6 separate regions of the Homo sapiens genome follow, and all the other regions are linked to region 1. Evidence: chromatin loops called from intact Hi-C (ENCODE). Cell type or tissue: PC-3. All regions are shown on one strand.

The links. Hi-C counts contacts between places; a loop is a spot of excess contacts. Peaks named below come from ENCODE experiments on the same cell type or tissue, not always from the same donor. Only the 100,000 strongest peaks of a DNase experiment are listed, where the experiment ranks them.
Region 2: it touches region 1 in a loop (3-fold over the local background); 4 of 110 quality-filtered maps call a loop at or near these places.
Region 3: a loop joins it to region 1, with 7 times the contacts of the local background. A loop is called at or near these places in 3 of 110 quality-filtered maps.
Region 4: it touches region 1 in a loop (14-fold over the local background); 4 of 110 quality-filtered maps call a loop at or near these places.
Region 5: a loop joins it to region 1, with 11 times the contacts of the local background. A loop is called at or near these places in 14 of 110 quality-filtered maps.
Region 6: it touches region 1 in a loop (3-fold over the local background); 5 of 110 quality-filtered maps call a loop at or near these places.

What each region holds. Positions count from the first base shown.
Region 1 is chr4:144,752,575-144,757,574 of GRCh38, forward strand. It overlaps LOC124900791 (a long non-coding RNA gene), which reads right to left and starts at 3,886. Exons shown (of 2, transcript XR_007058289.1): 1 at 2,583-3,886. In PC-3, a CTCF peak has its summit at 2,428 (motif pointing left); a DNase peak (open chromatin) is centred at 2,427.
Region 2 is chr4:145,058,606-145,063,605 of GRCh38, forward strand. The region is part of intron 4 of ANAPC10 (anaphase promoting complex subunit 10); the gene reads right to left. Among named protein-coding and RNA genes, the nearest start is that of ANAPC10, 37 kb to the right of the region's middle. In PC-3, a CTCF peak has its summit at 2,928 (motif pointing left); no DNase peak of the experiment used is centred here.
Region 3 is chr4:144,579,542-144,584,541 of GRCh38, forward strand. No RefSeq gene overlaps it. Among named protein-coding and RNA genes, the nearest start is that of HHIP-AS1, 64 kb to the right of the region's middle. In PC-3, no CTCF peak of the experiment used is centred here; DNase peaks (open chromatin) are centred at 70, 2,750, 3,060, 3,610 and 2 weaker places; H3K4me3 peaks cover 1,664 bases; H3K27ac peaks cover 4,550 bases.
Region 4 is chr4:144,555,316-144,560,315 of GRCh38, forward strand. The region is part of intron 1 of LOC105377462 (a long non-coding RNA gene); the gene reads right to left. Among named protein-coding and RNA genes, the nearest start is that of HHIP-AS1, 88 kb to the right of the region's middle. In PC-3, a CTCF peak has its summit at 2,247 (motif pointing right); no DNase peak of the experiment used is centred here.
Region 5 is chr4:144,172,023-144,177,022 of GRCh38, forward strand. The region is part of intron 9 of LOC105377460 (a long non-coding RNA gene); the gene reads left to right. Among named protein-coding and RNA genes, the nearest start is that of GYPA, 34 kb to the left of the region's middle. In PC-3, CTCF peaks have their summits at 2,542 (motif pointing right) and 2,741; a DNase peak (open chromatin) is centred at 2,589; H3K27me3 peaks cover 393 bases.
Region 6 is chr4:144,654,511-144,659,510 of GRCh38, forward strand. It overlaps HHIP (hedgehog interacting protein), which reads left to right. Exons shown (of 13, transcript NM_022475.3): 3 at 4,280-4,436. Among named protein-coding and RNA genes, the nearest start is that of HHIP, 11 kb to the left of the region's middle. In PC-3, no CTCF peak of the experiment used is centred here; no DNase peak of the experiment used is centred here; H3K27me3 peaks cover 444 bases.

The DNA.
Region 1 (5,000 bases):
ATTTTGGTGATATGTTTGACAATCCCTTATATGTAATTCATACTGAAATGTTTCATATTCCCTTTTCCTTTGTTCCCTTTTGCTCCTGTAGCTTACTGCAAATAGAATAGTGTACATACTCTTTGCTCTAAAAATTTTTACCTTCACTTTTGACCAAAATCAGTAAAATTCTTAATTCTAAGTAGTTTTATAGTGTAGTCAAAATGCATTATGCGAAAGTGGAAACTATGCACAGTGATCATGTATATGCCCATTTCTGAGTGTGTACAAGTGAAGAAAAAGCATTATATACAAAGAATTGCTGGTGGGAAGAAGAAAGGGAGGCTAGTACTTGTCAGGTGCCAAGCTCTCCTCAATTAGAGAAAATGCAGGCAGAGGAACTAGGGGCATGAGACTGCCACCATATATTTTTATACTTAGTTTTGTAAAATTATCCTGGAAGAGACAAATTTTGGAGCAATATTTAAAGACAATCAAATCCATTACACTGATCTATAAGATATAGCTCTAAAAATTTCACTACATACAACCTGAAATAACCGTGAGAGATAAGCAATAGAGTAGAGCCAGAGGGAATGTCAGAGGCCCAAATAAAGAGCGAAGAAAAGATACCTACGTAAGTGGAAGTGGACATAATAGGTGTAGTACAGTAACAAGTCAGCTAAACTGAATGGAAACAAGTGGGAGTTAGTAATAATTGCTAACACTTATATAGTGCCGTGTGCCAGACACCTCTTCAAAGAAATGTCAAGAACTGTGAAAGTTCTGAGATTTCACTCCTTTTAGAAACTAACAAGTTAGCCTGCCATAATTTCAGGGAAGCTGACAGAAGACATAAGACTCCTGGGTCAGAGACAAAGGACCGTTCATTAGTCACAGGAATAGTCAGAAGCAGTAACCAGTTCCCTGAGCCCCATTTCTCACAGATTGAAACAGAAAGAACCAGGTGATATTTGCACTGGAAGTTGGTTGAGTTACAGAAAAGAAACTTTGAGCTTAGGGATCCCAAATCTTTTATAACAGAGAGTAGGCAAACCTACCTGACCTTTGCATTAGAGGGAGAAGCTATCACTGTCTTCCAAGGCTGGCTGTTATACAAGCATCCTTTAAAAGTTAGTTCAGAAGAAATGCATTCAAAACTTCTGCTTACAAGATGAGCAGAAACACAAAAGGTCCATTGAGAATTGTCTCCCAATAAGTACTTTACATATATTGATTCTCTGGACCTCCTCAACAACCACATGAGATAGGTACTCTTATGTCATTTTATAGATTAAGAAATGGGACACAAAGTTCCCACAGCTATTCAATGGTAGAGTGAGGATTTGAATCCAGCAATAGGGCTCTGGAGCAGCACTGTCCCACAGAAATATGTGAACTAGACATATCATTTTAAATTTTCTAGTAGCCACATTTTAAAAGCAAAAATAAACAAAACTAATTTCAACAATACATTTTGTGTAACTCAATGCACTGAGAATATTATTATTTCAACATGTAATCAATATCAAGACTAGTCATAAAATATGTTATGTTGTTATAGTGTCTTTGGAAGCCAGTGTGTATTCTACATTTATAGCACATCTCAATTCAGCCCAAAATTTTCATCAAAAATATTTGATCTGTTTAATAAAGTTTGCATAAAACTTAGAGCTGAAAAAGTAGATAAACATGCCCAAGTTGTTCCAAACACACTTAAAAGCTTTCTAATGACTGAATTATCACTTTTTAAGGTTAAACTAATTAAAATTAAACTACTTAAAAACTCATTTAAACATTGAGTTTTTCAGTCATAGTAGCCACATTCCTATTACTTAAAAGCCATATATGGCTAGTGGCTCCTGTATTAGACAGAAAACTCTAGAACGTGGGCACATAATCACTATGTTCTCACTTACAAAGAAAGTGCATTAAAAACATACAGAATTTTAATTTAATTTTTTGTTCTTCTATTTTGATTGTTCAATGAAGTCACAGTTGTTTACTTTAATCTGCCTGCCCTGATGGATTATTGCAGAAGTCAAGAGAAGCCAGAGCAGAATGGCTGTACTGTAGTTGAAATCCATTATCAGAGCACAGGCTCATAGCCAGACAGACCTGGTCTGATCCACACTCTGCCAAGTCTTGTCTTTTCTCAGCTGTGTGACCACAAACATATATCCTGAACTTCCTTAACTCTAATTTCTTTATCTTTAAAGTAGGACTATAAATAGCACATCTGAGGATAAAATAAGGTGATTCATGTAAAGGACCTGACATAGTGTTTGGCATATAATTTGTGCTAAATAAATGTCAATTGTTATTCGGCAGCTAGAGTAAATTTAACACAAAAGACCAAACACACATTTAAGAGTAGATAATTTTGAGATGCCCATTTGTTTTCCAAAGAAAGGGCTTGCTCATTGGCTACTCAGCCCAGTGTTACCCTCTAGTGCCAAAAACCTTGAACAGCAAGCATCACCAACCAAAACACCAGAACAGCAAATCTCTGAAAAGATGTGTCCATTGATTCAACCTCAGATGCTGTTAATTAGCACACCATTTTCTAAGGCCCATTCTCAAGTTTTAATGCTCTTTCTTACCAGTTATCTGAGGATCTTGTTAAGATCTTAGTGAGTCTTGTGACTCACTAAGAATGAAGTGGAGCCCGGTAGTCTGCATTTCTCATAAGGTCTCAGGTAATTCCAATGCTGCTGCTCCACAGATCCTCCCTGAGTAGCAAAAGTTTAGACAATTCTATTAATTACTCAAACTCTTTTGAAAGTAACCACCACCAAACTATTAGAATAAGGAATTGCAGGATTAAGCAAAATGTTGTCGTCTTTCTCCTATAGACATGTGCAAGAGGAAAAGCCCTAAATTTATACTAAAGCTGAAATATACCTGAAGTTTAAAGATTACTTCAGATTGCTTTCTTCCCAGGAAAGTGTCTCAGCAAGACAATAGTGGGGTGGATGGGTCAGTATGGCAATTCTTACATTCCTTTGAGCTCAGAATGTAATTCAGGATCATGTGCTAGACTGGAAATTCATGTTGAGTATAAGTTAATCTGTGTTCATAGTTTGAGGTTCGAGGAACTTTGGACTAGATAACAACATGGTGGCAAGGTACTAAACCAGCACTGGAAACTGAGTCAGAGCCTCAGTAGCTACTAATTAGTAGTTGTTCTAATGTCCCATAGTCAAGACTTTGGAAGAAATCATCATCTGTGTTTTATTTCATATTTGATAAAATGGATGAAAAGATAATCGACACGTTTCTGCAAACTTCAAATGAGATAATGTGGTGAAATTTCTTTGAAACTATTGTCCCATAGATACAGATACAATTCATTACAAGTCTAACAGAGCAAACTAGCCTCGTATCTTCTTGGCATAATGGACAATATTGATTGTTTCTGGTAAGAATAAAAGAGGAAGGGGAATTTGAAGTTTATTTAAATTTGTTCATCCATTTAAAAACGCTAATTAAGGCCACAATGACTTAATTGCTCCAAATTTCTAGGTATTTATGTTGCCTCCCACAATGAGACTGCCAAATTAATGATAATATTTATTTTTATGTTGTTTTCAAACATTTGTTTCTGATTATGACTTTAATATACAACAATGCAGTCATGCTTTGTTGGTAAGTTTGCCCATTATCTAGCTGAACTCACTATGCTACTGACTTTGATAAAAACAAAGTCCACAGAGTTTTTCAAATGCGTGCTGAACATCAAACACAGCAGTCATGTAGAAGGTCTATTGCACTTATCTCACAAAACATTATCATATACTAGACATGAACTCACGTTTTCACCTACTTTCAACAATCCCCTGCCCTCCATGGATATACGTGGAGACTGGTCTCCCTACTTCCTTGTTGTTTTTTTGTTTTTTTTTTTTTTTTTTTTTGAAACGGAGTCTCCCTCTGTCGCCCAGGCTGGAGTGCAGTGGCGCCATCTCGGCTCACTGCAAGCTCCGCCTCCCAGGTTCACGCCATTCTCCTGCCTCAGCCTCCCGAGTAGCTGGGACTACAGGCGCCCGCCACCGTGCCCGGCTCATTTTTTGTATTTTTAGTAGAGACGGGGTTTCACCGTGTTACCCAGGATGGTCTCAATCTCCTGACCTCGTGATCCGCCCGCCTCGGCCTCCCAAAGTGCTCGGATTACAGGCATGAGCCACCACGCCCGGCCCCTACTTCCTTGTTTCATAGTAAGAAATTTCTTTATGTGTTTCTGTTGGCTTCTCAGAAGCTTGCTTTAAAGTATTTCAATTCCACCTGTTTTGACTTAGGATCTCATATTAATGTGTTTCCCCTAATTCACTACCCATTTACAATATTAGATTTTTAAAAAGCATTCATATTAATGTGCTATAGTTACTGACAATGTAAAGGGAAAAAGTGTACTTTGATTCCCAGAGTTTGGAGAAAAGCAAAGTCAAATAAATGCAGCCCCATATTTCCATAATGAAAAAAAATCAAGGGAGAAAAGAGAAAAGGAAGAAAGGAGGGGAAATTGAGAGAGAAAAAGCAAAGAAGGAAGGAAGGAAAGAAAGTAGAAAGAAAGAGAAAGAAAAAAAAGAAGGTATGAAAGGAGGGAGGAAGACAGGAAAAAAATTTGAAGGTTTATTTCCCTTATGTTATACTGTCTTTTTAAATTTACACAACAAAACCCAACAGGGCCTAGAATAGTCTTCAACAATCCACCAATTAATTGATATATAATTCTCTAAGACAGGTCTAAGCCCTGTTGGAAAGACAAAGGTATAGAAAGAAGGTCCTTCATTCTCATAACAAACTCTGGGGGAAAAAAAAACAACAACAGTCTAAACACAAAAAGATAACGCTATTAGTGTCTAAAAGTACTTACTAGGCAAACCAAAACTTTTTTCTTACATGTAGTCTACTGTGGTTACTTAGCTAAGGCCTATGTTTGGATCCTGGATCAAGAGATGTGGGTGAGATCTTACCTGTGTCATAATTAAGATTCCAGGTGAATTGGCTTGATTAACCAA
Region 2 (5,000 bases), 310 kb after region 1:
GAATCTGTTTTGTATGAAATGCCAGACTACATCTCTTAAATAATCTACAGTATAAGTTTGTGGTCAAACAAAAACAAGATACAATTAAGTTTCTAAAAAATATAGATGATACTTCTTCTTAAAAATACAGATGTTACTTTTCTGTATAACATATTTTAGTTCCAAAAGGAAATATGCCCCAAATGCATAGTTACCTCAACTCCATTTTGGAAATAAGTGATGCATACAATAATAAATAAAAGTTTTCAAAAATTCTATATATTGCTTTTAGAGAAGGTTAGAAGGTAACATTTTTTGGCCTAAAAATTATGTGTATCACACCAAAACATTCTACAATGACTTCAAAGATGAACTAAAGTTAGTTATGAAACTACTTTTTTAAAAAAATCTTTTAAACTAGCTAAATTCAACAAAAACTATTTTTCCAAAGACTTGATAAATTACACTTTCTGTCTTATCAAACCAATTTATGTTTATAGATACTGCCTAAGCCATTCCACTTTATATCAAATTGTTTAAAATAGGCCCCTCATAAGAAAGCAAATATAAGTAGATTTTGGGATCAACAAATAGAGCCAGAACTTTTGTCTGCATCTTCTTACTCTATCACATACATTAGGGGAACTCAAATTTTAATAGGAAATATTATTTTATCAGAAGAACTGACATACTAACCACTTCTGTCAAAGTACCATATATGGACTCACATGGTTGTGCTACTGAAATAAGACACAAGTAGAGAGCGAAAGGCCACATGAAACCATGGGAAAACATTACAGCTCTCTCTAACACTGAAGACTTATTTCAAGCCTCCTTTTAAAAAAAATCACTTGGTAACAGCTTTATTATCTGAAGACAAAAACAGAGCTTAAAATTCACTTAAGCACTCGATCTTGTGCTCTTGTGCTCTATCAATATTTTATCCTTTCATGGCCACAAATTTTAGAAGCAATAAACCAAAGGACAACTTTCACATATGCTGAAAGTGTCTACTTAACCTTAACAAGTTGTTTCTCATATAACAATATAGAAATAATTTGAGAACTGTCACAGTGTGTCTAAAAAACACTTTAGTTTCATATTTAAGTACAAAATATTCTACAATAATTTTTAAAAACAACAATAACTAGTTAGCAAACTGAAAAGGACTTTAAGTATCCTTGAATTTCAGCTAGAGATATTTTCTAAAATGCTATAATGATCACATCTAAAATATAATGTTCTTTGGTCCATTGCTCTAAATGATAAAAAAAAAATCTCACACATTATTTTTCCTTCTGAGAGCAAAAGAAAAGAACAACATTAAATCAAAACATAATGCTAAAACGCAAGGGATTTAAGAATTTAAAAACTACCATCTTGATTTGAAAATTTCTCTTGAATAACATGAATTCATGCACAAAAGTAACCCAACTGAGATGAAGCATTCTGCAAAGAAAGACAGTGTAGACTCAGAAATGCTAAATTATCACTTCTATATAGAAATAGTCTCTTGTGTAGAAGCAATAAATTGCAAACATCTTATAAAGTGTTCTTAAATTGTTGGTTTTCAATTTATGTGGAATAGGATATTTTGAATACAAGAAAGTAGAACGAGAAGCATAAATAATTTCAATTTTGTCATTAAAAATATTCTGTTTGGCCAAATCCAGTTTTAGTATCTTGTGACTATTCAGCAGAAAGTTCAATTTAAGTCCTCAGGTATAGTGGTTAAAATACACATTCTAGGGTATTAAAGGAAGGGTCTGATGCCTTTGTAGAGAGTTATCAATAGAAGTAACAAAGATCTAGATACAATACATGCTTCATAACTAAAATGAAGGAAAATAAATAGGATAGAAAAAGAATAATTTATTGCTAAATAAGGCAGCTATATGCTTTTCTCAACTTAGACTATTTTTTAAGTTACTACTTCAAATCAACAATTACAAAAAATAAGCATCTCAAGTAAACAAATTCATAATTTCTAGTGAAAAAAAAAGGAAAATCTATTAAAACATTTCAATACACACTACACTACACCCTCCAGTGGGCAAACATCCACGGAAAAATAAAAAAGATTTAGGTGGATTTTCCACTCAGTTAAATCAGTACTATAACTAATGAAATGATGACTCTGAAAACCTCATAAAAATTCACACTATTTTAATAACTTGTTTTAGTATATGAGTCAGAAGCAGCAAAGTTTTTTTTATATATTTAGATATTGTGGTAGAATAACAGAAAAAATAAAATCATGATCTGCTTCATCTTTCCTTAAAAAGCAAAGTGCTATCAGGCTCCTATTTAACTTAGAAAGAAAAAAAGGTAAACAGTATAAATCTCATACAAAGATGTATAATTAAAAGATAAAAGTATTCATATCACGAGCTGCAAAAGCTAGGCACTAACAATTTAAAGCAACATCCAAAAATTGTAGTTCCTGAGTGAGAACTATGGCAGAAAAGTAGTATGTTCATTAAGTTTTCCAGGAAAACAACTCACATTATCACCTGATAATATTTTGTATTACTGGTCTCATGAGGCTATGTGGTCACTAAATAGAAATATAAACACACTTAGAAAAAATTAAGAGACTACCTATAAGAGCTCTTTTTCTATATGGCTAATGTTTCAGCACTTAGATGACATAATAGAAGCAAAGACTAGATTAAAAGTATTTTACAAGGTCCAAATATCGCTTAAAGTTTCTCCTGTTAACTTCTCAAAATCCTTATTTAATGTCAGTAAAATTTACAATAGAATACAAAACATCTTTAATACAGATACCTAGAAATTTCATATGAATATGTACACTTCCCAAAAATGCATCAAAGAGTTCTTGAATATATATTCTCCAGGAAAAACAAGTACAACTAAGATTACATGAGGTCTTGAACTTAGTACAAATAGGCTACGAAACTAGAAAATAAAGGACAACAGTGACATCTAGAGGAGGTTTCAAATATATACCACGTATATCAAATCAAAACATTTTATTGCTAGTGTTTCACTTATCACAACTGCCTGAGGAGCTATATGATAAATCTTTAGTTATAAATCAAAACAAGCCAACTCTACTTATAAAAGGCTTACCAATATGAGTGATCCAATCATTTGGTAATGTGAAATTTTTAATAAAATACAATTTAATACGTCAAGTCATCAGAGAACTAAACACTGATTAAATGTATCAGATATGTGACTAAAAGAAGGGCTGTCAATTGGTCCAAAAATAAGAGGCCAGGCGCGGTGGCTCAAACCTGTAATCTCAGCACTTTGGGAGGCCGAGGTGGATAGATCACTTGAGGTCAGGAGTTTGAGATCAGCCTGGCCAACATGGCAAAACCCCATCTCTACTAAAAATACAAAGGAGGCTGAGGCAGGAGAATCACTTGAACCTGGGAGGCAGAGGCTGCAGTGAGCTGAGATCAGGCCATTGCACTCCAGCCTGGGTGACAGAGCAAGACTCTGTCAAAAAAAGAAAAAAAAAAAAGATTATGATAAAAAAATTTAAAATATTCTGAATTTAAGAAGCACTGGGTGAATAGAAAAACTTAAGAAGACTAAGAGCTGATTTATTTATTAATCTATTCAAGCACAGGAAGTACACATCAACCAGCATGGCCTGTCAGACAAAAGAAGAAATGTTTTTAAATTAAAAGAAAACTAATTTACAACAATTTTTCAATTTTTCAGAAGCTGAAATTAGTTTTCAAGAAGGGTTTCTTAAAAGTAAGGGCTGGGCATGGTGGCTCACGCCTGTAATCCTAGCACTTTGGGAGGCCGAGAGAGGCAGATCACTTGAGGCCGGAGTTCGAGACCAACCTGGCCAAAACAGCGAAACTCCATCTCTACTAAAAATAGAAAAAATTAGCTGGGCATGGTGGCGCATTCCTGTAATCCCAGCTACTCAAGAGGCTGAGGTTTAAGAATTGTTTGAACCTGGGAGGTGGAGGTTGCAGTGAGCCAAGATCATACCACTGCACTCCAGTGTGGGTGACAGAGTAAGACTCCGTCTCCAAAGAAAAGAAAAAAAAAAAGTAAATTAAGATAATTGTCTATAACAAGACCAAGAAGTTATCTCAAAGTAACAAACAACCTGAGTTCAGATGTCAGCAAGATGGCACTCCCATGTTCACTGCAGCATTATTCACAATAGCTAAGATATAGAATCAACCTAAGTATTCATCAATGAATGGGTAAATAAACTGTGGGGTATATATACCCAATGGAATATTATACAGCCCTAAAGAGAAGGAAATCCTGTCATTTGCAGCAGCGTGGATGGAACTGGAGAACACTATTGTTAAATGAAACAAGCCAGGCACAGAAAGACAAATACCACATGATCTTATTTACATATGGAATATTAAAAAGTTGAACTCAGAAGCAGAAGGAGAATGATAGTTTCTAGGGGCTATAATGGAAGGAGGGATTGGGGAGATGTTGGTCAAAGGGTACAAAATTTCAGTTAGATAGGAAGAATAAAATCAAGAGATCCAGTATATAACAGTGACTACATTAATAAACAATGTGTTATATTCTTGAAGATTGCTAAGAGAGTGGATTTTGAGAGTTCTCACCACAAAAAAGTGGTATGTGAAGTAATGCATATGTTAACTAGCTTTATTCAGTCATTCTACAAAGTATATATATTTCAAAACATCATACTGTACATGATACATACAATATTTAATAATTTTTTTAAAAACAATGAATATCTCAAAAGACAAAACAACAACAAAAATACCTTGGACAATATCCTCACCTGTTCTTATTTGTCAATACATATGCAAGTTTTACGAGAACAACACTTACTTAATAAGAAAACAATGAAAGTACATGTGATTTCTATTAAGTATTTTATTACTAACTCAGATTAAACATAAATTTAGAGACACGGTCTTAATATAAACACTAAGTCAAATAAGAGCCAAGACCACAAATTAACTGGAGGCCTTTCAAAGATCACAAGTGCTTCCCAAATCTCTCAGAACCACCAGATTTTAATGATTATT
Region 3 (5,000 bases), 170 kb before region 1:
GAGCCAATAAGAAGGATCAAGATTTCCTGTGTGGAGGCATTACTCATGGGAAATTTTAGGGGCTAGGTTATATAGAAGGAAGAGTTCAGGATGCAGGAAGTGAGCATGTATGAGAAGAAATATCAAGAAAAATACTAATAGCTAAGGAGGGATGCTTGGGTAGATGATCTAGCTAGGTTTAAATAATAATGACAATAAAAATAGTAAAAACAAAACAATTACTACCTCTTATTGAATTCAAATATGTGCCAGACAATATATCATCTGCTTTATATATGATACTATATTTATTTCTCATAACTAGGATGTGAGTCAGGCATTCTTATGTGTCTTAGTGATAAGAACAGAGACTGAGAAAGATGAAGAATTTTGTCCAAAGATGATTTCAAAACAAGGCTTTTTGACTTCAAAATATGATCCTCTCTGTGAAATTTTTATCTTCATGCTTCAGATGCCAAGAAAATTTAAATTGCTATTGGTGTAGAAAAACAAAACATCACTAAATGCTACTATCCCTTGTCAACCAATCAACTCAAAGTAATTTACAGGGTATAATCTTATTTGATCCTGATATATATATATATTATATTTTATATATACTTTTATATATATATTTTATATATACTTTTCTTATTTTCCATATGCTCTTCTGTCATAAAATTCTTTAAAAAAAAGAAAAAAGATTACTTGGAATATAATAAGTGCTTTCATTATACTTGTTCCCAATTCAGAAAGATAAGCCTTGCCTGCCTGTTGACCCTGAGTTTTCAAACTCAGTGGCAAAGGAGTTGATACATGAATTTAATTATGAATTATTTCCTTTTTGACAACCAAATCTTATGCAGTTTAAAAAATCCTCTATACTATTCAAATATTCCTTGGAAATATAAGAGGCTACTTAATACAGAAATTTGAAACTAAATGTTAGAGAAATGTACTAGTAGCAGTAATAGTCTTGGCAGTCAATGAGAATGAAAGAATCAAGAGTTTCTCCCTTCAGACATCAGATCTCACTTCAGATGTCAGATCTGTGTCATGACTCTGAATTGAAGAACTTGTAGATTACAATCAACAAGGTAAATGTAAGCAATGTAAACAGACACACATGATTTGATGGACTGCAAGACTGAGATCACAAATTCCTTATTAATTATATGTTGAAACTGATACGGGAGAGAGACAGGGAAACGCTGGGTAGAGAAAGGCGGGGTTCCTGCCGAGGGTTCCACCCTGGGGCTTGTGCCCACAGACCTAGGTGAGGACAGGCACTCCTGTTTCTGTGCCCAAATGTTGCATTTTCCAAGATTACCCTGGCCTACCATGCCCCCCGCATCCCGGACCTATAAAAACACTGATACCATAGCAGGCACACACAAAAGCGGCTGGACGTGGAGAGGAACACAGCCACAGAAGAATACACAGACACCGGCAGTCCATCCACTGCGCAACAACACAGACGCCCAGGGAAATTTGTCGAGGGCAGTCGGAGGAGAGCCCTGCCCCTGAGCAGCCCAACTCCAGCGGAAGACCACCTTCCCACTCCATCCCCCTTTTGGCTCCCCATCCATCTGCTGAGAGCTACTTCCACCACTCAATAAAAAACCTTGCACCCATCCTCCAAGCCCACATGTGATCCGATTTTTCCGGTACACTAAGGCAAGAACCCGGGAAACAGAAACCCCACTGTCCTTGTGATAAGACAGAAGGTCTAATTGAGCTGATTAACACAACCCGCCTGAGGATGGCCAAGCTGAAAGAGCACACTATAATACACGCCCACTGGGGCTTCAGGAGCTATAAACACTCAACCCTAGATGCTGCCGTGTTGTCAGAGCACAAGCTCCCCACGACCTGCCCGTCTGCATGCTCCCCCTAGGGGTTTGAGATGTGGGACCCTGAAGAAATGATTTACACCCCATTGTATGCCCTGTGAAGGGGATAAGGGAACTTTTCCCATTTCAAAACTAACAGTCTACTTCTGGGAGAGTAAAAAGTGAACAGTTTATTAATTTTGGGAAAAGGTACTTCATTGATCCATCTCTTTTTTTTCTCAAGCATAAATCACCTTCAGTTTTCTGAATCACCATTGCCTCCAAATTAAGATTCAAAAGCGGGTGAAGAGGCTGGAAGGTACCTAGAACCCTTGAATGTGGGCCAAAAGCCAGACACAGAGGGGTGTGAACCCAGTACATACTCAACTTCTTTACACCTAGGTGAGCTGAGACTCTGGAAATGTGGCAGAACACTGGAGCATGTGACTTTGGATCAAATAAGTTCTCAGAAATTTATTTGGATTTGCAATCATTACAGAAAGAGGAATTTCTAAGGACTTGGGGACCCACTTGAACAGGGTGAGCCCTTACAGAATTGTGTAAAACTAAATTTTCATCAGTGTTCTCTGGGGGACTCTCAGAAAGACTGCAATCCTCTGGATGCCTGCATTTTCTTCCATGCATTTCAAGACACCTGGAATAGATATTCTTTAAAAAGGAAAAAAAAGGGTCAAGGTTGAAACAAAGCCCTTAAAGCATCTGTGCACCCCTGGAATTCCCAAGGATTCAGAATGATCCTGTTGTGATCTGGAGACTCCATAAGTGTCGTTAAGCTGGGCAATTTGGACCCACTACAAAGAAAACTCAGTGGTCCAGTCCTCAGACTCTCAGACTTTGGGGTGGGCCCACTGATTACCTCCCAATCAAAATGTCCATTCTGTATTCCTGGATGCCATTTTCATGCCTCACCTTAATGTACAATGAAAGGCATTTAGTTATGGCTCCATTCCAAGGAAGAGGCCTTATTAACTTGCTGCCCAAGTCCAAGTTAGAAATGCACATATATATTCCCAAATGGGAATACCTGTGTAACTTTGAATCAAAGAGCAAATTTCACGGTAGCAAAGCCGAGGGCCGACTTTTAGCTTCATCTTCTAGAAAACTATCCAGCCATGTACATCAGCTAGAGTTTTAAAGCCAAACAAATACTGAAGGAAAAACGAAGAATTTTAAAGGAGAATGAAACAACCACAACAGGACAAATAATCCTGAATCACAAATGAGAACACTCCCATTGGCAGAGACACAAAGGTAATATTTTCACTAGAATGAATAGTCCTAGAAAAATTTATTCTCCAATATCAGACACAACCAGGCCTTTTCCTTCCATATGAGACATGAATGTCTCCTTTTTCCACTTCATCGTTTTCAGTTATCCAAACAAAATTTTAGCAGCAGAAAAAATAATGAATTTAGTCTGTTTAGGTCCAGTATTTCCTCGTTAATGTATTAACTCCCTGGCAGTAGTCAAACCATGCACTCTTCCTCCGGAATATTTCTTTCTCTTTTATCACCTTTAGAATTTCAGTGTCACTGAATAACTTCTATTTAATTTTGTCCCAGTGCAAGAAGCAGACACCTTAAGAGCACGTTAATTTCATCGTGACTGAAACTTTGGGAGACCTTGTATACCACAGAGGCAGACTGCTGTTTAAAACTTTCTTTTTTTTAATGTGTGTCAGAGCACTTTAACTTCAACCACTCTGCTAAGAGGCTGTTGTTTTAGTTCAAAGTGTACACAAAGGAGAGGATCACCACGTATGAACTAATATTTGCTTAACTGTCTTCATTTCCTCATTGCCCTGCAATTCAAGTGCTCTGTATTCCTTTTTTCAGCAGTCATAGCATTAAGTGAAGAAAAATTGTGTTGCTCGTAAGCCCAGCATATGCCAAAGAGTCTAGTATTTGCTCTAGTGTTTCTCACAACCATGTGTTAAATGATACTTTACTTTCATAGCTAAGTGAGGCAATGTGGGGTGAGATTAAAGGAGCAAGCCTGCACAATGTGCACATGTACCCTAAAACTTAAAGTATAAAAAAAAAAAAAAAAAAAAGGAGCAAGCGGCAAAGGATAGAGTGTGGCCTGGAAGGTTAGCTCAGGTAAGGTCTCTCCCACCGAGTTGCTACTCCATATTCCAGAAGCTAGAGTGTCCATTTCTCCTCCCTTAGGTAATTATTTTGAAAATTAATGACTGCCACCCTGAGTGGTAAGATTAAAGTAACTTAAATAGAAAACCAATACCAACAAAAGAAAGAGACAGAGATAGAGACAGAGAGGGTGGGAAAGAGAGAAGTGGGGAGAAGAATAAAAGGAGGGAAAGGGAGGGGAGGTGAAAGAAAAGATAGAAAAATTGTCCCTTTCAGAAGAAGATATGGAAATCCACCAAGGGCAGTCATCCCAGCAGCTCACTGCTCTCTGCTGTGGGCAATAGTTGGGTTTGATCCAACATTGTCAATTATTCACTCTCAAAGCTTTCATAAGTCTTGAAGTTGCAACACAGAGCAGCAGTATCAAAGCTTGAAGTGGAATAAAGAGAGGAAGAATAACATCCTAACTCCTTGAATGTTACTACATCTCTGCATTTGAAAAGATTTCAAAGTGCCTTCCTTATTGCTCATTATCATTCCTCCACCTGACTTTCATTTTTCTCTTCCCTTGTCTCTCCTTCCATAGACCCCACCACACAGCATATCTAGTGGATACTGTCTAAATTGTGGAGGGTAGTGGAAGGAAAGAAAGAAGTTCTGCTTCTTCACACCTCTCCACCAGCTCCTTCTTCCATCCTTCTCACCAGACGTCCCAGCCATGTGGGCTTGCAGCCAGTGGCTTCTCCAACACTAGCTCTGATGGTAGCCCCCATAGTTTCAAAATCAAGATTCCCAGTGTCACTTTGCCCTTTTGCCCATTTCAGAAATGATATTTAGGCTTCCTAGAGCTCCTAAAGATCCAAATGCTGTATCTTCTTTATCCACCCCTTCATTGACACTGCAGCTTTGATCCGTCTAATGAACTGCACGGAGAGCAAAGCTGCTGACCCTCTCAGTGCTTGGTAACAGCATTACTTACTGGCCTATCAAAACAATGTCTGTGTATACTTGATCCCCAGAGACTCCCAACCTTCCCTCAGTGTTATTATACAATAAAGCTCTCTTTATAAGATTGGTTTT
Region 4 (5,000 bases), 200 kb before region 1:
CCATTGCCAATGGTCTCCCCACAAAAGAAAGCAACACACACTCACCCTAGTAAGATAGTTTTATTGGCATTCTTGTGGACAGATGGAGAATGGGGGTCTATCACATAGCACAGCTTTATAGACATCCACATTTACCCTTCTCCATACATTCCCAAAACGCTCTCTCCCTTGGCAGCTGTCTCATCCCTCCTAGCTCACTCAGCACCTCAGTTGGCATCTATTTTTTTTTCTTTTCCACCTCCTCCATCTCTTCTGCAGCCACATGGCTTCAGTCCCTACCACCCTGGGACACTTCCTCTAGGTTAAGAGTCAAAATGCAAATGCCCGCAGGAGCCAGGTGGGCAACATAAAGAAAAGAGCAGAAATTCCAGGTACCAAAGACTGGCAGGGACTATGGCAAACTAGACAATGAATGCCTCATAAAGCACTTGGTGCCTGTAGGGATGAGGATCCCGTATTCACTGGCTCCCGATTGTCAAAGAGACACTGGAAATAGGATCTTTAATATCTTTAAAAAATACCACATGGTCAAGGAAAACGTATTTGCCAGCCAGATGAAACCCATGAGCTACCAGTTTGCAACCTCATCCCTAGATCTCTCCATTCCTTTTCCTAAGTGGGCAAAGTTAGTCCTCTCTTGGTGTCCTTCATTTCTATAACCAAACATTAACCACTGCTCAGGGTAAATGTCAATGACTCATCACTTAGCGCACGAGCGTGTGTGTGTGTGTGTGTGTGTGTGTGTGTGTGTGTAGGTGGCATGGCAGGTATAAGGTTATAGACACCAAAACTCTCCAACACAGCAGTGCATCTTGAAGCAAGGATAATCTAAGTGTCGGGAAAGCTGGTTCTACTTCCTATTTAGCCACTTCCTAGTTTTGCTCTTCTATCCCATGCCTATAATACCATGATAAATGCTGAAATGCCTTGAACTCTCAAATTAAATGTACTATGTTGTACATATTTCCTTTTATGCTCTTTGTTTCCTTTGGGGTGAAAATATACTAATGAGCCAAACATCATTCTATCATCAAAGATTGGTGGGATTTAGGAGGTATCAGTGTGTCCAAGCTGCTCTGACGGACATTGTATGAGTGAGGTAAGACGAAGAGTCAATGCCCAGAAGCAGTGGCTTAAAAAAATTTTTTTGACCAGGTATCAGTCAGGATTTAGTCAAGAAAATAAAAATCACATTAGCTCTTCAAACAGAGGAATTGATTACTTAAGTGTGGAAAGGCTGAAAGAACAGAAGGGGAACACTATAAGAATATCTAGAGATAATAACAGCAGGAATTAGCCCATGCCTTGAGAAAGAGGGACAGAAAGTAGAAGGTGGGGTTACTGTAACCAGAAGATTGAAGGAGGGGCTCCAAAGAGCTGATGTTGTAGCTTTGAAGAGGTGGTGGCATCTGACTTCTGCTGGTAGCTCTGCTGCTAGAGGTCTGACAGAAGCTGAAAGAAGTTGAAAGAAGCCGGAGGCTGCAGCCAGTGCAGCTGCTGGAGCCATGCTGAGGGAAACAGAAACACAGAAAGGAAGCCTCTTCTCTTTCCTCTGACCTTCTCCTCCACTTGCAGAAGGAACCAGCTGGCAAAGGAGGGTCCCAATGCCAACATCACAGAGCAGTGTAGAGGGGGTGGATTTGGAGCTGAGAGACAATAGGGAGATAACTGGCACAGATACAGCCACAATCAAAAATACAGATCACATCAGGACTCAGCACAGAGCTTTTGCACGCATGTCCAACTGCAACAAGCTTCACGAACCAGTGGGACGCACTATATCTTATTTTCTATTCTATTCTATGTCATTTTAATTATTAAAATGCTGGTTACACTCTCCTACGTGATTTCATAATCCACTAGTGCCTTAGAGGAGTCTCAAATCTAAAAAAGAAGTGAATGACTCTGAGACTCCATGAGAGCAAAGTGTATGTGGTTGAGATGAAGAAGGATGTCCATCAAATTCAAACAAAAGTCTGAGCAACTTGGAAAATTCAGGGAAAGTATGGGAAGATTTGTTTTTCTAATTTCAGAGTAGTCTTTGCAAGAAAACAGAGAATATCATTGTGGTAAAGTTGGCAAGATCACATTTTAATTTTGACCCTGCCTTCCTCATCAACATTACAGATGTCAGTTTACAAGTAACATATGACATAGATGTTTACATGCTGGGTGGCACTGAAATACTTAATGTCATTTTTAGAGTCAACATTTATCAGCATGGTGGCACATGGAAATTAGGTTTGTTTTCTTTAGTTGGTCTTAGGAAAATCACAGTGCTGTCCACCGGATGGCATAAAAGTCACTAACAACAGATTCTCCTTTTTATTTCTGGGGTAATTAATCTAGAAGAGTAGACTTGTATGGCCCAAAAACACAATAGGATTGCATTATTTCCTTTTGGTTTTTAGCTAATATCTAGTATTAAGTCAATCTTTCATATATATATATATATATATATATATTTTTTTTAAGTTCATTAGTAATTCAAATACTGAATTTGATCTTTATGAAGAGATTTGGATATCAATACTATTACAAACACAATCTCTACATCCCCCCAAAAGTAGACCAGAAATTTGGAGAGAAACCCAGTTAAAATATGCTATAGCAAAGGCAAATTAAAAGCAACTTAGATGGTTTGACTCACAGAGTTAATAGAGTCGTTTACATTTAAAACCTGGAAGACTGGGCAAGGTGGTTTACACCTGCAATCCCAGCACTTTTGGAGGCTGAGGTAAAATTTTTTTTAAAATGTCAACAGAAAAGTTTTCAATCATCCAATTAAACAGATAATTTGTTTACATTGGGGAGGAGAAGTATGCCGTAACTCTGACGTGTGTGTGTTTATACATGCATGTATAAGGAGAGTGTGTGTGTACATGCGTGTGTAAAATAACATGGGTACTCAAAGGAACAGGTCCAAGTTTAGGAAGAATAGGCCATGTTGACTTGCTGGTATGTACCCAGAACCTGTTTGTTGATGTCAGTCAACTTAGTACTTTCTTCCTTGGGCCAGAGAAGATGTCATCAGATTATGAATCTGAATTGCTTTCTCTCTTTTTCTTATTGATATTTAAGAATATGAAAGAAAAAGATCTTTCTATCCAAAATAGATGAAGCTTAGCTGTAAATTTCAAATGCTGATATTTCTCAGCTGTTATGTTTAAACAAAATGTCTAAAAGCCAACCTACTGCTCACAGTAATCAGCAATATCTCCTATGTAAAATAGTTCAGGAAGCAAAGAAAAAATTTAAAATACGCGATCTCTTTAGTGATTTCACACCTTACTATCTTTCATTGGGTTTGTGACATCATTTTGTGACCTGTTTTAAGATCATATTAGAAAAACCAAAAAAGAAAAAAGATTGTATTAGATATGTATATATATAAGTACATGATAATTAAATATGACTTTCCCCAAATGCCTTGAGATAAGGGATGACAAAATGAAGTGTAACAAAATCAGAGTTCAGAGTCATGTCCCTTAGAAAGTTACGTGATGTTTTGGGCTTCATTCGCCTTATCTATACGAATTGCAATACCGCTTTTGTAAGTTTGTTATAAGGATTAAATCATACAACGTATGAAAAAAAACAAAAAAAAACCTGGAAGAATTTTGGCTTGGATTATACAGAATTTTACCCTTTGCAATTTTTTTACCATGTATTTAAATTCTTTTCTGTGCATTAGATTCCAAACTTCATAAGGAAATCCGAGTCTGAATTTAGGCTCAGATCCTGCTTCTGCCATTAACACACCATTTGACCCTGGCAACTTATTAAACTTATTATTTAATCTTATTAAACTCCTCATCTTACATGCACCACAATGTCTAACAATACATATTCAGTAAAAAACCTATAACTGTTGGAGCTTTTATCTTGTTAGATGAGGATATCTATCAAGAAACTATGATTCTTCTAATTTATTTCTGCTGAAAAATATAAATACACACTAAAGAGAAAGGGGGCAAGCTTCCAGCTCTACTGGAATAGAGAACTATAATGACTGAGAGGTTGAGTTTGGAGTCTGTTCACCTAGGTTCAAATCCAGGCTCCTTGACTTCCTAGGTAACCTGGATGAGTTGCTTACCCTCTCTGTGCGTCATTCTTCCCATGTATAAAATGGGGGGAAAAAAATAACACCATTTAACTCGTAAAATTGTCACGTGGTTTAAAGCTATGTACCTGTAAAGTGCTTTGGAACAGTCCCTGGCAAATAGTCCTTGGCCTACAATAACTAATAGCTATTACTACATTTTTATTCTTATGTCCAGAGTTTGGGTAATCCAGTGGAGAAGTAAAAGCAAGATGGAATGGAAGAGACTATGAAAAAGGCATGAATTTGGGGGATACTTCAAAGTTCTGAGAGTATATTGTAGCAACACTATAGTACTCAAAGTCCCATTGAATAACAGACTAAATCACAGGATCTCTTCATTTCCAAAATGTCCCAGCTCTCTGTTCACAAGAGTTGTCCATGGAAACATGAAACACCTCTTAGGCTTTATAATTAAGAAACTCCCAGGTTTCATAAATAAAACTTCAAGGACAGACTACTACATATTTAAAAGGATTGCTAAAGTAAAAAAGACAGACAATGCCAAGCGTTGGAGAAAGTGTGAGGCAAATGGAACTCACATACACAAACAGGGGTTACATAAACTCCTAAAAATCACTTCAGAAAACTGGCTGGCCATATCTGAGAGAGCTGAGCATATGCATTCCTCATAGTCTATATGCATTCTTTATAATCTATCAATTTCACTCTTAGGTGTATAAGCAATAGAAATAAAGGCATATGTTCATCAAAAGACAAATATATGAATGTTTATAGAGACAACATTTATAATGGCCCAAACAGAAAACAACCCAAATTCTATCACTGAGAATGGGTAAATTGGGATATCTTCATGTAACAGAATGTCATATGTCATAGAGAATGAACAAACCATTGTTAAGCAACATGGATGAATCTCACCAACATAATATTAAGA
Region 5 (5,000 bases), 580 kb before region 1:
GCTTTCTCATAAGTGAGATGTGAGCTTGAATTGTCTCTTCCAGACAAATCCTGCTGCTTCATTTTTTAACAAACTATCTGTCTAGTGTAGAAGGGATTCAATTATCCCTTCACCTTAAAAATATGCCAATGGATGGTGTCGGCCTTCTGTGGCTTGGAGCAAACTCATGTTACACAAATCTGTTTCTCATTTATGTGTTCAGTTAAATCACCAGGGTTGTTTTTTTTCCCTCATAGGATGTGGCAGTACAGAAGGCTGACACCTTTTTTATTTGGGCATTCTACTCAGATCCTGGACATAGGGAGGAAGGAGAAGAAAGTACTTGAAAATGTTGATGTCTTTCTTTATTGGACAAAAGGCCCCAGAATAAGAAATGATGGAAGAAGGCATTTTTAAGTACTCAGTCACTTTCTATGTCACTAGACTCATATCTTATTAGTTGGTATGATTTAGTGAGTCATATAGTAATGTTTCTAATGTACTACCTTTGGTATAAATTGTAACTGATGCAAAATATAGTTTAAAAGAATAAACAAGGAAATGCTATGTCATAAGAAAGAAAAAAGATTTTAGTAATGTAATACTTAAATAACTTCAATAGAGATTTAAGGATTTATTTGTATACATTTCATAGATTTGTTTAATGATTCTGCAAAATTCCATAGCTAGTGAAAAAAAAAAAAAACTACTAGAACCCAGAAATAGCATATAAGTTGTTCCCTCAAGACATGAGATGGTCAATGAGATACCTAATTAGCATCATTATTTATCTGGGAAAACTTTAAAGTACACAATTTGATAATATATACTAAGTAGTATAGTAATAGTAAATAAAAATCACTTTGGCTCTATGTAGAATATTTCCTATTGGTAAGCAGGGTTGAAGGAGATACCTACATATATGGTGTCTTGAGTGGAGGAATTCGAACACAGAACCTGGTTTAAGCTGGTTTTTCCTAAACACACCCTGGAGAGAATGACTCTTCAGTACCATTTTCCTGGATCTCCTGAGCAATTCTTTTTGTTTGTTTGTTTATACTTTGTCTTCCATTAGACAGCATTATTTTGCTTTCAACCATATAACCCTAACCAATACAAATACGGTAGAAGGCACTCATGATCAAAGAGAAAGAGCCCTAAAATCAGAATCTCAGAGTGAGGTTGTACCTGGGGACCACGATGCATTGGTATCTTTGTGGATCTGGAAAAATGCTCATCACGACTAATCACCGATGAAATGCAAATCTAAACCATAGGGAGATATCATCTCACCCCAGTTGGAATGGACATTATCAAAAAGCCAAAATAATAATAATAAGAAGAAATGCTGGTGAGGATTTGGAAAAAGGGGAACTCCTATGCACTGTTGGTGGGATGTAAAATAGTACAGCCACTATGGAAAGTAGTATGGAGGTTCCTCTAAAAACTACAAATAGAACACCATATGATTCACTAACTGCTGAGTGTATATTCAAAAATCAGTATGTCAAAGAGATACCTACACTCTTTTTTTGTTTTGAGATGGAGTCTTGCTCTTGTCGCCCAGGCTGGAGTGCAGCGAGGTGATCTTGGCTCACTGCAATCTCCGCCTCCCGGGTTCGAGATATTCTCCTGCCTCAGCCTCCCAAGTCACTGGGATTACAGGTGCCCATGACCATGCCTGGCTATTTTTTGTATTTATAGTAGAGACGGGGTTTCACCACATTGGCCAGGCTGGTCTTGAACTCCTAACCGCAGGTCATCAGCCAGCCTCGGCCTTCCAAAGTGCCGGGATTACAGGAGTGAGCCACCAGGCCCGGCCAATACCTGCACTCTTCTGTTTATTCCAGCACTATTCGCAATAGCCAACATATGGAATCAACCTAAATAAGTGTCCATCAACAAATGAATAAATGAAGAGAATGTGGTGTATAAAGAGTGGAATACTGTTCAACCATTAAAAGAATGAAATTTGGTCCTTCGTGGCAACACGGATGAGCCTGAAGGACGTTACGTTAAATGAAATAAGCCAGGCACGGAAAGACAAATACCACATGAGCTCAATCATATGTGGAAGCTAAAAAAGTTGATATCATGTAAGTAGAGAGTAGAACCGTGGTTACAAAGTCTGGGAAGAGTAGGGGGAAGAGGGGCTAGGGGAGATTGGTTAAGGGATACAAAATTATAGCTAGATAGGAGGAATGTGTTCTAATGGTCTATAGCACTGTAGTGTGGACCAGAGTTAACAACAATTTATTGTATATTTTCAAATAGCTAGAAGAGAGGATTTTGAGTATTCTCAACACAAAGAAATGATAAATGTTTGAGGTGACTGTCTTGCTCATTACCCTGATTTGATCATTACACATTGTACACATGTATGAAAATATCACATTGCACTCCACAAATATGTACACTTATTATGTGGCAATTAAAAATAATAACCAATAAATAAATAATGAGTAGAAAAATTAGAAAACGAATATGTAATATCTAACTCTGTAGAGCCCTCTATTTTAGAAAAGAAACTTGGTAGATTTGTTCTAAGATTTGATCGCTAGAGGTCACCAAAGTCACAGAAATTATCAGTATTTTTTTCTTTCCGTTTTTGAGTCACAGGCGGATGTCTCTGGCCTCTCCCATTATGCAGTGCATTTACTGGAAGACCTTTTGCTGCTTAGTCTTAAGGAGAGTAAACTGTTTGGACTAGTTTTTTCTAATATTAAATATTCCAGGAAACAGACAGCCATCTATCTATGGGACTATTCAAAACAGATGGGTGTTTCTAGAGAATGTGATTTATTTCCTTCTCTGATACCAAAGGGCCTATTGGTTGATACCTGCTGAATGTGAGTTCTGAGTAATGTTGTTGAGACAGAACCACAGAACACCCAGCAGCAGCACACACCGTTTCAAGTGAAACAGCATGGACCATTTCAAGGAAAAAACATTGTGCCTTTACTGGTAACATGTCTGGTGTAGGAGGGCTCCAATGAAGCAGAACATTCAAGAACACCCATTGCATCTTTTAAATAACAGACCACACTACCTTTTGCATGTTAATAATTCTCCATTTTTTTTTATTGAACTCAACATTAGCCTAAATCCCCAGACCCTAAATTTGTGGAGATTCAAAAACAAACAAGATTGGAATCCTGAAAAGACTCAATGAAACTGTCTCAATTTAAGAGATGCTTCTAGCAGAGATAGAAAGATATAATAGCTAATTTCAGTTTTTTTAGCATGCTCACATTTTAGGGAGGCATAATTCATATTAAAACTTTCTAATTCTGTAATTAGACAAGATGTAGCCTGTAGAAGATGAATATTTGTCAGGAGTTAAATGCAGCTAACAAAGATGCAACAGGCAAGAAGCCTTTCACATTTTCAAGGTTTCATTTACCAATAGCTACATTATTTCCCTGGTTATGTAGATAAGTTTGTGTTTAAATGGTCTCCTGCAGAAACTAAGTAAACCATTTTTTTTCCCATAAGACCTCACAGTGCTTAGATACCTGACAAATCCAAAGTTAAGGCTTTGGTACAAGCCATAACCTAAAAGACTCAAGCCAATATCAACGTGACACATTTTGCATTTAGGCTTGTTCTTTATTCAGTGGACTTCATTTGACTTTGATCTTGGTTAACTTTGAAGTATGCAAGGTTCCCACTTTCCATAAGGGTTTTTTTTTTTTTTCCAGTTAAATCAGACAGGCAGGCAAAGGAAATCTAAACCTTGAAAGAAGTGAAAACAACTAGACACAGTCAGTGATATATTTTCACTACTTTGTTTAAAACAGCACATTGCCATACTTAAAACACTTCACATCAATGAGTTATTTATTAAGTTTTAAATATAAGTCACATTTTCCACTGTATCTTAGGAGACACATTTGAAAACATGTTGGGAATCTGTTGTATGATTTGTGTGAAAAGTTTAGTTAAATGCAAAACTACAGATTGTAGTTAATGATGTACTATTACCATGAAATAGCCATTAACTTAAAGGAAATATTTATATAGGAATTACAATATATGACATTTTATATCTGAAAGCTGGATCTCTTATGGAATTTTATAGACTATGGATTTCAAAATCTACTAGAAACTAGGATTCACATATGTATTTATAAAATGATCCAGACCCACATCTCAAACATTCATTAATTTTGTTTCACCCTTATCATGTTTTAGATTTATGGAGCTATTTCTTATCATGAAGTGAACTTCACTTAATAATGAAGTACATATACACATGCACACACATAAACGTGCATGGGTGTGTACAAATTTATTATTTGGAACAAAAATAGAATCATATATGTATCATTATAAAATGTGTCGTAAAGGATATTAAGAGAAAAAACTTCTTTTTTGAGAGATTTAAAAATTCAACCCAGCCAGGTATCATTTCTCTCTTTCATGATACCTCACTTACCCTAGTTATTCTCTTCTCTTAAGTCTGCAAACTGGAACTTCCCTCTATTAAAGAAAGTAGTAAATTTGTGTTATGTCAGATTAACAGCAGGGGGTCCTGAAGTCAGTACACGTTACTATTTCAGCCCTATTCTAGAAAGAAGCAAAAATTTGAATTACATTTCAAGTCATCTAGAAGGGCTAAATTCTCTTTGGAGTAAGTCTGACCCTGTCAAATTACAAATCTAATATTGTTTTTGGACATACAGTCTGACCAGTGACTCATGTAAGAACTGTTACAGTTGAGTTACCAACTGTGGTCTTACAAACCATTTTGGAGTAGAATAAAAACTCTCCATGGATCTGGAGACAACATGTCTCATTCCTGCACCAGCTCTTTATCTTCCTATGGACATCTGGAAGAAAGCCCCCAAAATATTTACTTGTATATTTCTCTATAATTATATATATATATGTATAAAATTAAGAAGTTGAGGAAATAAACTTTAAAGAAGAGGATTTTGAGATGTAACAGTGATGTAGACTGATATGTGTAAGCCTCCTCTACAAAAATTGTTACTATACAATGAGACATATGGTACAGG
Region 6 (5,000 bases), 98 kb before region 1:
AAATGCTAATGATCATTCTCAATACTTGCCCCAAAAGTGAGCTGTAATAACACAGTCTTTGCATTACTTATGCTAATCGATTTGTTGCCTGGATTGATCCTTGGCATGTAGGTTACCATTTCCTAAAGTACAATAAATAAGATGCTAATCCCCACCCTTCCCTGCCCCTGCCCCCAGCACAGAAGTGTCTTTACAATTGTGGAACACAGATTTTTTGGAAATTACTATAAAAGCAAATTTTAATAGTTTTCCCTTAAGTTGATTTAATGATATGGTTCACTTTCCTCTGAAGTTCAAAGTGTTGGAACAGCTACTTTGTGATTCTTTTTTAGAAGAAACTAATCAACATATTTTGACTATCCTCATTAATAGCTTCATCTTTCTACAAATCAAAAACTTGAAGAGGAAGGTACCCCGAGGGATGTATTTTGCTAAAAGAAGCCAAATGCTGGAAGAATTGGGAGAGAGAAATGATTCCAGAGACATCTTCATTTGTTCCCTATTGCCCAATGCATGAAGAAATGTACATATAAATGACTTAACCATTTGCTTTGACTTCATGGCTTTAAGAAAGCACAGTCACTTTAGAATATTCATATACCTATAAGATAGCTACTTCCTAGAAAGCTTAATTAAGAAATAGTCATAGTCTGCTTATTTTCCCAAAAATGGGAAAAGATATTACAAAGCAATATAGTGAGTATATACTAGAGTTTTATTAATCATAATATTTTCCAGTTGTGAATTCACTTAGGGAAGTAAATTCTCAAAACTTCTAAAAATGCCAAAAACTCTCCACTTGTTTCTGCAGGACTTTTCTTCTGCTTAACTGAGCAGGGTACCTACTTTGCTAGTCACTAAAAGAAGGCATAACACACTCTATGGGAAGCATATCGATGGACGTCTATTGGCCTTGCTTCTTCCTCTGTACCTGTAGTCATAATGATGTTTATCACTCTTCGACCTCATCTTCTCAGCAGTAGGTTATTGTAGTGTGAAATGTCTGCACACAATTAGTTCAATTGGTATAATCCTATTGCTAAGAAGGCCAAGGTCAAGGGTTTGATTCAACTGAATTTTCTAGTCCATAGCCATTCCTAACCCCGGCCAGTTAGCTTACACATGTGTCTTCTTAGTCCCAAGGAGAGTAAACCAGAAGGAATAAACAGATGGATATATCAAAATCCACCACTTCTATCAGAATATGTTCATGAGTAAGTCTTACTCATGAAGAGTCAGTAACTTTTTTTTCCTTATCATGATGAGCAGCACTTATAATGAGGAAAAATAACTTTTCCCTGGAATACATGCTGAGAGAAAAGGGAGAACTCAGAATACTCCAAGGAAGCATTTATTTTATACGTCAGTATTTATAGGGTGCTTTGTGGTATAGCAGAACCAGGCTCATGATCCAGCAGAATATTTACAGATCCAAGATAGTTGATAAATGATCAGAACTTAAAAAAAATACAGCTGCTAGAATATTTGGTGTTTGTTCATTATTAGTAGACCTGACCATATTATGATGATCCCGAGTGAGCTAAACATGCACTTTCAGTAAAATGACAAACAAAAGGGAGCCCTGGCAATAAATGTTAAAATATATCTCCCTATTCATCATTGTTCACTGCAGAATCGGGTCATTTAAGGTAAAGTATTAATAAAAGTGTTAGATACTTAAATTCAAATAAAATTACATGATTGTAAAGAAAAAAAGCCCATGTATTTAAGTAAAAATCTTCTGAGTTGGTTTTCACACTTAGGTTATTCAGTTTGTCTAAATTACATAAGAAGCTTGGAGTAAATTTATTGTTAACATTCTGTATTTTTTCTTAATTTGCTAAGCAGGCATTGTACCTCTGGAGCCACCAAGTTTATGAATATATATTCATTAATCTTTAGATATTCCGTTTGAAAATGACTTCTCATTTCCTCGTATTTGTCCCAGTTACTAATTCCCTTTAAATTGGAATTGACCACCAGCATTGTTTATTAATTTCACCTTAAGATGGTATTGGTTAGTAGACAGTAATGCTGAAACACACATTTTTTTTAAGCAAGCTTGAAATTTCTTTTGAATTGCATTTTGAAATTTTTCTGTAACCCTTCTGGCAAACATCACCTTAAAACTATATTTCTCACTCACATATCCAGTTATAAATATGACCATAGTATGACAGTCTTCCTGCATGCATAATATAGGCATGGAGATTTTGTTGCCTGATGGTAAATATTTCCAAAACAAGATCTAGCCCAAAACTGTGCAAAGAGTTTGATTTAACAATTTAGTTTTTTTTTTCTTTTTACCTCTAAGAGACTTGTTTAACACTATTAGGCAGTTTTCATGTGAATGCTTACCCATTTAAGAAGGGAGGGAAAAGTGCTTCTAATCCTTGAATTTTTTTTCAAAGAAAAATAACTTTCCAATTGCCTTGCCCCTCCCGTGGAGCACTTCCCAGCTGCTTGCCTCTTTTTCTCTGTGCCCCCCACCGCATGCATGTACACACACATACACACACACTCCCAAGGACATCTGCTCTTACTTGCCTGGTTGCCAAGACAAGATCCTTTCCAATAGCCTAGTCAGAAATTGGCAGGGAAGAGTCTCTCTCAGAAAGTTCAGGGTGAGACATTTCACTCAAAAGTTAGGTCAAAATGTACTTCAAGCTTTACAACCATTTGGGACCTTCACATTCTAAGATAAGTTTTAGGTTTGAGGGATCCTAGGTCAAGCACACAGAAAGTAAACTTGTAGTGTCTTTTATGCGCCATTGATGAGTCTCACTTGGCTGATCCCAAATTCTTGTTCTTAGAAATCCTTGCTAAATCTGAATTTGTTATACAACTTCTAAATTTCTACTGAGCTACTCAGTATGTTTATCACAAAATTGATGAGGTGTGAAAATATAATTTGTTATATAAAAATAAAAACTTTAGATATATAATATAAAGTATAAGACCAGAAGCAGCAATTTAGGACCATATATAAGACTGACTCTGGTAATACCGTCATATTTTGAGAGCAGAAATCATTAGAATGTGGAAGTGAGTCTTGCTAATATGTCCCAGAAAGGTAATACCTTATTAACTCAAATTGTAAAAGTAATATCAAAACTTTTTTGCCATAAAGTTATTTCCTTTCATATTCAAAGATAGCTGTCTTTATATGATAAAATATTTAATGTGTAAGAAAAGAAAACACATCTTACTTTTAGATCCTATTAAGTAACTCCGTTGTGTTTTTGTTTTGGCTTGTTGATATGTCAGCTTTTCTGTTTGAGACGATTGAAGGAATATTTTAAATATAATTTTTCTATTACACATTAATCATTATCTCCTATAAGTGAGGTGCAGGAAAAAGGCACTTATATATTTGAAAATGGAGGCTCTGTTATAAGCACCAATTCATTGCTTGATCATTACACAGTGAGTCAGTTGTTTATTATAGCATATAATGACCTTGTGTTATTCATTAGATTTATTATTTAATCTTATGTAAGTGGCAATACACTAAGACTTGTAAAATGACCAAAACTGGCACCTGATGGCCTGTCTCCTTCTTGATTCTTGTTTGTTCATCTGAGGAAGTTATTTAGTATTGTAGGAAAAAATGCTAAATACTGATGAGATATGCTCACAGGTACAACATACAGTAACTAGAGAATCTTGAAAAGACATCAATGCAATAGCAAGATAAATGCTGAGTTTGTCTTATTTGTACTTCATGGGAGCCTTTTAATACTCAACACAATATTATTTCACTTTTACCACAATTTTTAAATTTAGTTTAAAACACAAATGGGAATCCCAACCCCCGATATTTTTCATTCTTTTTATTTAGTATTTATTTATTTATTTATTTATTTATTTATTTTTTCAGAAGGTGTCTCGCTCTGTGGCTCAGGCTAGAGTGCAGTGGTGTGTTCTTGGTTCGCTCCAACCTCCACCTCCCGGTTCAAGTGATTCTCCTGCCTCAGCCTCCCGAATAGCTAGGATTATAGGCGCATGCCACCATGCCCTGCTAATTTTTATATTTTTAGTAGAGACGGGGTTTCGCCATGTTGACCAGGTTGGTCTCAAACTCCTGACCTCAGGTGATCCACCCACCTCAGCCTCACAAAGTGGTGGGATTACAGGACTGTTTTTATTTCAGTCTAGGTTCTTCCTAAAATATCCACCTAGTTTCCCAAAATTCTTTTCCTCATCTTATATCTTTCAAATAAGGTGGTTTTACTATGACATTAGGTGCTTCTAATGAGTCTTTTTATATTTTTTAAAGGTTTCCTTCAAACAACTGCGGATGAGTTTTGCTTTTACTATGCAAGAAAAGATGGTGGGTTGTGCTTTCCAGATTTTCCAAGAAAACAAGTCAGAGGACCAGCATCTAACTACTTGGACCAGATGGAAGAATATGACAAAGTGGAAGAGATCAGCAGGTTCATAAAGATAAATGCTCTTTAATCTTTTTAAAAAAACCCAACTGACAAATCTTGTGGTTTTGACAGTGAATCAACTGTCTGTGCTTATGTTCAGCAGCTATATCCTCCAGATGCTTTAGTTTTTTCTCTGTGGTAGTTTGTTTCTCTAAAATTCTAGCTTAAATGCTTTTAATACTTAGACTACTAATCGTATATTATGAGCTTGGCTTCTCTATGACTCATGTCAATTTTATGGGTATAGTTTTAAGCCTGAATTTTATGATTGTTGTTAGTCTATGGCACTGTGAAAATGTTCAGCACAATTACCATTAGCAAATCAGGTTTTTCTAAATAGATCTTAGAACTTTCTCTCTACATGCCTTCCATAAGGTTTATTTATTGTGAGTAAAACTAATTTTAATTATAGTCGCTGAAATATGAGAAAATGAGATTATGACATTTGAAAATATATACATGTTTTGATTCTCTTATTTTACTTTCTGAAAGAAGGCTGTTTTGTTTTTTGCCATTGAAAGAATTTAAAAGAACCACTTAAAAGAATTATATTGTGACCCTTGGGTT